2 separate regions of the Homo sapiens genome follow, and region 2 is linked to region 1. Evidence: read pairs that join two places in POLR2A ChIA-PET (ENCODE). Cell type or tissue: B cell. All regions are shown on one strand. Each heading gives the region's core, and the rest is flanking DNA. Links, peaks and the distances in the headings are about the cores only.

What was found. ChIA-PET counts read pairs that join two places held together with the same protein. Peaks named below come from ENCODE experiments on the same cell type or tissue, not always from the same donor. Only the 100,000 strongest peaks of a DNase experiment are listed, where the experiment ranks them.
Region 2: POLR2A ChIA-PET joins it to region 1 with 5 read pairs; 8 of 35 experiments call an interaction of 5 or more read pairs at or near these places.

Annotation. Positions count from the first base shown.
Region 1 is chr12:31,913,627-31,916,550 of GRCh38, forward strand. No RefSeq gene overlaps it. Among named protein-coding and RNA genes, the nearest start is that of LINC02422, 28 kb to the left of the region's middle. In B cell, for the core only: no CTCF peak of the experiment used is centred there; no DNase peak of the experiment used is centred there.
Region 2 is chr12:31,985,786-31,988,709 of GRCh38, forward strand. RESF1 (retroelement silencing factor 1) reads left to right here. Exons shown (of 6, transcript NM_018169.4): 4 at 1-172; 5 at 1,454-1,537. Among named protein-coding and RNA genes, the nearest start is that of RESF1, 28 kb to the left of the region's middle. In B cell, for the core only: no CTCF peak of the experiment used is centred there; no DNase peak of the experiment used is centred there; H3K27ac peaks cover 1,637 bases.

The DNA of each region.
Region 1 (2,924 bases), core at 292-2,791:
ATATTGGTCAGGCTGATCTTGAACTCCTGACCTTGTGATCCACCTGCCTCAGCCTCCCAAAGTGCTGGGATTACAGGCATGAGCCACTGTGCCTGGCCTAAAATGGCAAAGTTTTATGTTATATATACTTATCACAACTAAATATATAGGACAAAATAATAAATCAGGAAACACAATGGAAAAGTTTCCTTACAATAGCAGGAGAAACTAGACTACCTACAAAGACTGCATAAAACTGTATGATTGTATAAAAAGATATAAACAACCAGGTGCAATGGCTCATGCCTGTAAGCCCAGCACTTAGGGAGGTTGAGGCGCGAGGATCACTTGAGCACAGGAGTTTGAGACCAGCCTGGACAACACGATGAAATCCCATCTCTACTAAAAATACAAAAACTAGGCCAGGCATGGTGGCTCACACCTGTAATGCCAGCACTTTGGGAGGCTTAGGCGGGTGAATCACGAGGTCAGGAGTTCAAGACCATCCTGGCCAATGTGGTGAAACCCTGTCTCTACTAAAAATACAAAAATTAACTGGGCGTGGTGTGCGCCTGTAATCCCAGCTACTCAGGAGGCTGAGGCAGGAGAATCGCTTGAATCCAGGAGGCAGAGGTTACAGTGAGCTGAAATTGCACCACTGCACCCCAGCCCGGCAACAGAGCGAGAGTCTGTCTCAAAAAAAAAAAAAAAAAAAAATTAACTGGGCATGGTGGTACACGCCTGTAATCTCAGCTACTCAGGAGGCTGAGGCAGGAAAACTGCTTGAACCGGAACTGGGGAGGCAGAGGTTGCAGTGAACTGAGATTGAGCCACGGCACTCCAGCCTGGGCTACAGAGTAAGACTCTGTCTCAAAAAAAAAAAAAAAGAAAAAGAAAAACCAGCTGGGTGTGGTGGGTGGTGCATGCCTGTAGTCCCAGCTACTTGGGAGGCTAAGGTGAGAGGATCACCTGAGCCCAGGAGGCAGAGGTTGCAGTAAGCCAAGATTATGCCACTGCACTCCAGACTGGGTGACAGAGCAAGACCCTGTCTCAAAAAAAAAAAAAAAAAAAAGGATATAAAAGAACACCTGGATAAATGGAGAGACAGTCTCTGGATCAGAGGACTCAACATAAAATTAAAAATTAAAAACAGGAAAATCTCTTCCAATTAATCTATGCATTCTGTGAAATACAAAGGAATTCTTAACAGTATTTATGCATACACACATATACTATAGATAGATATATAGATAATAGATAGAGTGAAAAGAAATCCAAAATAGAGATGATTATGTCAGAGGTCTCTAAAAAGGAGCCAAGAGGGCATAAGGAGTTGGGAGTTGAACCCCAGTCACGTACACACCCAGAAGGAATTTGACCTCTTTGAACTGAGCCAAATTTAAAACTTCTTTAAGAAGCAGCTGTATTTGATTTGAACTATTTACACCAGGTCTAATCACCAACCTCCTGAGGAGACAACTGTGCTGAATTAAGCTCATTACTGCCTAGAGACATACAAGCTGTCAATCAACCATTGTCAATCATGGATTGTGCTAAAATTTTCAACTTGTGTAAACTTGCAAGAAACCTTTATAAGCCCCTGCCCAGTCTTGTCTGAATGGAACAGATTTGTGTCTCCTAAATTGCAAGTCATGAAAGACCCCAATTAAAATACCTTTTTTTTTTTTTTTTTTTTCTGAGACAGGGTCTCTTGCTCTGTCACCTAGCCTGGAGCACAGTGACACAATCTTGGCTCATTGCAACCTCCACCTCCCAGGCTCAAGTGATCCTCCCACCTCAGCCTCCCAAGCTGGGACTACAGGCATGCGCCACCGTGCCCAGCTAATTTTATTTTTTGTAGAGACAATGTCTTACTATGTTGCCCAGGCTGGTCTCTAACCCCTGGGTTCATGTGATCCTCCCACCTAAGCCTCCCAAAGTATTGAAATTACAGGCATGAGCCATCATGCTGGGCTAAAATATCTTCTCTTTTGTTTGCTGATCCACAGCGTTGGTTTTATTTCTTATTAGTTTATATTACGTGGTGTCAGAAGTGGGATACAGAGCAGTTCCCTCTTGATCTCTGATGCCACCATGGACCCAAGCAAAGGTACCTGCAGGACGCTTTTGCACTCCATTGATCTTGATAGCCCTGGAATTCACTGGGTGAGTCCTCTTGTGTTCTAAACCTCCTGACATGGTTCAGATTGAGGCCTTTTTTCAGGTGTTTTCTGTTGCCACTTTTAATTACAAGGATGGCTTCATTGTTTTGGGGAGTGTCTCAAATAAGAACCTATGAGGGAAAGAAAAAAATTATATTTTCTCCTCTACAATTTGGCAACTCAGTTGGGACCAATAGAGACACTCCACTCACTCCAAGACCTATAAGTGGAATCCTGGGAGAACTTGCAGAAGCCAATATAAATAGGTAGGATTTTTATGAAAGTCAGCTTCTCCCAGACTTCTTTTTTTTTTTTTTTTTTGAGACAGAGTCTCCCCCTGCTGCCCAGGCTGTAGTGTAATGGTGGCGTGATCTCGGCTCACTGCAACCTCTGCCTCCTGGGTTACAGCGATTCTCCTGCCTCAGCCTCCCGAGTAGCTGGGATTAGAGGCACCTGCCACCACATCCAGCTAATTTTTGTATTTTTAGTAGAGACGGGGTTTCACCATGTTGGCCAGGCTGGTCTTGAACTCCTGACCTCGTGATCCACCTGCCTCGGCCTCCCAAAGTACTGGGATTATAGGCGTGAGCCACTGCGCCCAACTAGCTTCTCCCAGACTTCTATTTGTGGTACCTGGTCAAGAGAGGAAGGTAAAAAATTTCCCTGTTTCTTCTTTTCCAGGTTCAGATTGGCAGGAAAAAAAAATTACAAATAAAAAACAATTAGTTTTTTGAAATGTGACTCTTGTGAATCTGCTTCAGGTACTGTTGGTTATTGTTCTTT
Region 2 (2,924 bases), core at 196-2,695, 72 kb after region 1:
AAGAGACAGGAAAATAAACATAAGACCTTTTTACCGGTGAAAGGTAACACAGAAAAATCAAACATGCTGGAGTTTAAATTATGTCCAGATATCTTACTAAAGAATACAAACTCTGTGGAAGAACGGAAGGATGTAAAGCCTCATCCTAGGAAGGAGCAAGCCCCTCTGCAAGGTCCAGTATGATTTTCTTGGTGGTGTCTACAATATTGTAAAGAGTCGTAGGTCAATATTTGGGCTAGCACCTCTCATGCTGTCTTGGGCTGCTGGGAAAGACTTTAATGTGTTATGCCACTACCTAGTATTTGTTTTGCCTGGTAAACCAATGTTTCATTGGGCAATATTTGTTTTGTGTTCATTGCCACCTTATTGTAAATTGTAGAAAATTGGTCGTCATGACGAGCTATATGTAAAACTTGCCAGATAGAAATATTTCAGTTAGTACCAAGAAGGCTGTACTGTGAAAAACATTCCACATTCCTTGTGGGAATGTCAGAAAAGTGTCAAGTAGCTAGTAATGTAAGAGTCTTGGTTTTGTTAATTCTCCTTTGGACTTGTAATTTGAAAGCCCTGTGAACTTGAAATTTTGTTCTGAATGTTAGAGGATAAGTAATGATGAATACTGAAGTCTTTTTGTTCATATGGAAATGGGTCAACTAATTGTCCTCTTTGAAACAGTTGATGGCTGTGTTATCACTATATTTAAAATGGTAACATCTAGCCTACTCATAAGATAGAAGAACCTTGAAAGCAGTATTGTCCAGTGTTATAATTTAAAATCTTTAAAGCCAAGCTGGCAGCTATGAATATTAGGTAGCTTAATGGTAGACTTCTCAATGTAGTGCAGGAAGGAAGGAGAAAATTGATAACTAGTTGTTCATGGTACTAAGGGAACATTTAGACATAGTGGATATTATATGTAAAGCATTGTGCTGAGAAAGATTGGAAAACTAAAGGATTTGAATGGAAATTGAAGTCTTTGCTCTGCTTTTCTGACTATATTTGTTGGGGTTCATAAAACAATAGCATAAACAGGATATGTTTTCCTGGAAAAGAAGATAGGGATATATTCATTTTGTAAAAAATTGGTGATTTCAATAGGTTCTTTCATTTGGATCCTTGGAATTTGAGGTGGGGATATAATGGGAACATTGGAAGTGGGTGGGGGCAATGTAGTTTTCTATCTCATGTGTCCTTTAATATCTGGAGATGTATTAACCTCTTCAGTTCATGTGAGGGGAACATAATTACATAGTAAAGATAAACTCATTTTTTAATTGAGGTAAGCATTTCAAATAGAAATCATTTTTCCAGTCCTTTTTTTAGAGTTGTGTTACATGTGGTTATATCTAGGGCCTTTCAAAATCTATTTTCAGCTTACATGATTTTCCTTTGTTATAGTACTAAAGGAGATGATTAGCAATATCTAGAGTTCTGAAAATGAATATTTAAATAGTTTCAGGAATAAAAAGTACAAAAGAAGACTGGTTAAAATTTGTTGCTACAAAGAAAAGGACACAGAAAGACAGCCAAGAGAGAGGTAAAGTCATCTTTTTAAATCTTCATTCACTTATCTCCCTATCTGGTATATGGAAATTGGATTATGGTTATGATATGATTGTAAAGTATGATTTTATCCATGTTCTTTTTTTTTTTTCAGTCATTCAGTGTTTGTGTTTGAGTGGTAGGAGGACATTTTTGTGTTGTCGTGCTGTGGAATGAAAGGCTGAGCTTTATTTTATTTTAATAGGAAAATAAGTCTTATCACAATGAGTTAGCTAAGAGGTTTGCATATTTTACCTGTATAGGACCAGACAGCAAATACTTTAGGTTTTCTGGGTCATAAGGTGTCTGTCCTGACTACTCAGCTCTGACTCTGTTTCAGGGAAATGGCTGCAGATAATATGTAGATGAGTATCAGCTGTGTTCTGATTAACTATTTATTTATTTATTTATTTATTTATTTATTTTGAGACAGAGTCTCACTCTGTCACCCAGGCTGGAGTGCAGTGGCGTCATCTTGGCTCACTGCAACCTCTGCCTCCCAGGTTCAAGCGATTTTCTCCCTCAGCTTCCCAAGTAGCTGGGACTGCAGTTGCATACCACCACGCCCAGCTAATTTTTGTATTTTTAGTAGAGGCAGGGTTTCACCGTGTTGGCCAGGCCGGTCCCAAACTCCTGACATCAGGTAATCCACCTGCCTCGGCCTCCCAAAGTGCTGGGATTACAGACATGAGACACCGTGCCTGGCCTCTAATTAAACTTTATCTACCAAAATAGGCAGCAGGCTGGACTTAGTTTGCCAGACCCTGGATTCAATTATTTACATGTTAATTTGATTAATCTTCAATACAATTTAGGCAAGGATATTTCCATTTTATAGATGAGAGGTTACATCATTTGACTTAAGTTTCATTGCTAGTGACTGAATAGGGACTTGAATCTGGTCCCCTCTTTTCAAAGTCCATTAAGTGTGGTTGAGGTATAGTCAGCCCTCCGTATCTGCGTGTTCCGTATCTGTGGATTCAAGCAACTGTGGATCCAAAATATTTGGGAAAAAAATTAATACAACCATAAAAATAGAAACTTAAAAGACAATATAGTATAACAACTGTTTACATAGCATTTACATTGTATTAGGTATTAAAAGTAATCTAGAAATTATTTAAGGTATGTGTGGGGGGTATGCTTTAGGTTATATACAATATACTATGCCATTTTACATAAGGAACTTAAGCATCCCCAGATTTTGGTATCTATTTGGGTGGATGCTGCAGAAGTGTCCTGGAATCAGTCCCTCTTCAATACCCAGGGATGACTGTATTTTAATAATGAGACCGGTCCTAGCTGTGTTATTTGCTGGGAAGGGATTTGGGCTGAGGACCAACTAGAAAAAGTAGAGCTTTGAGTATTTGATTTTTTTTTTG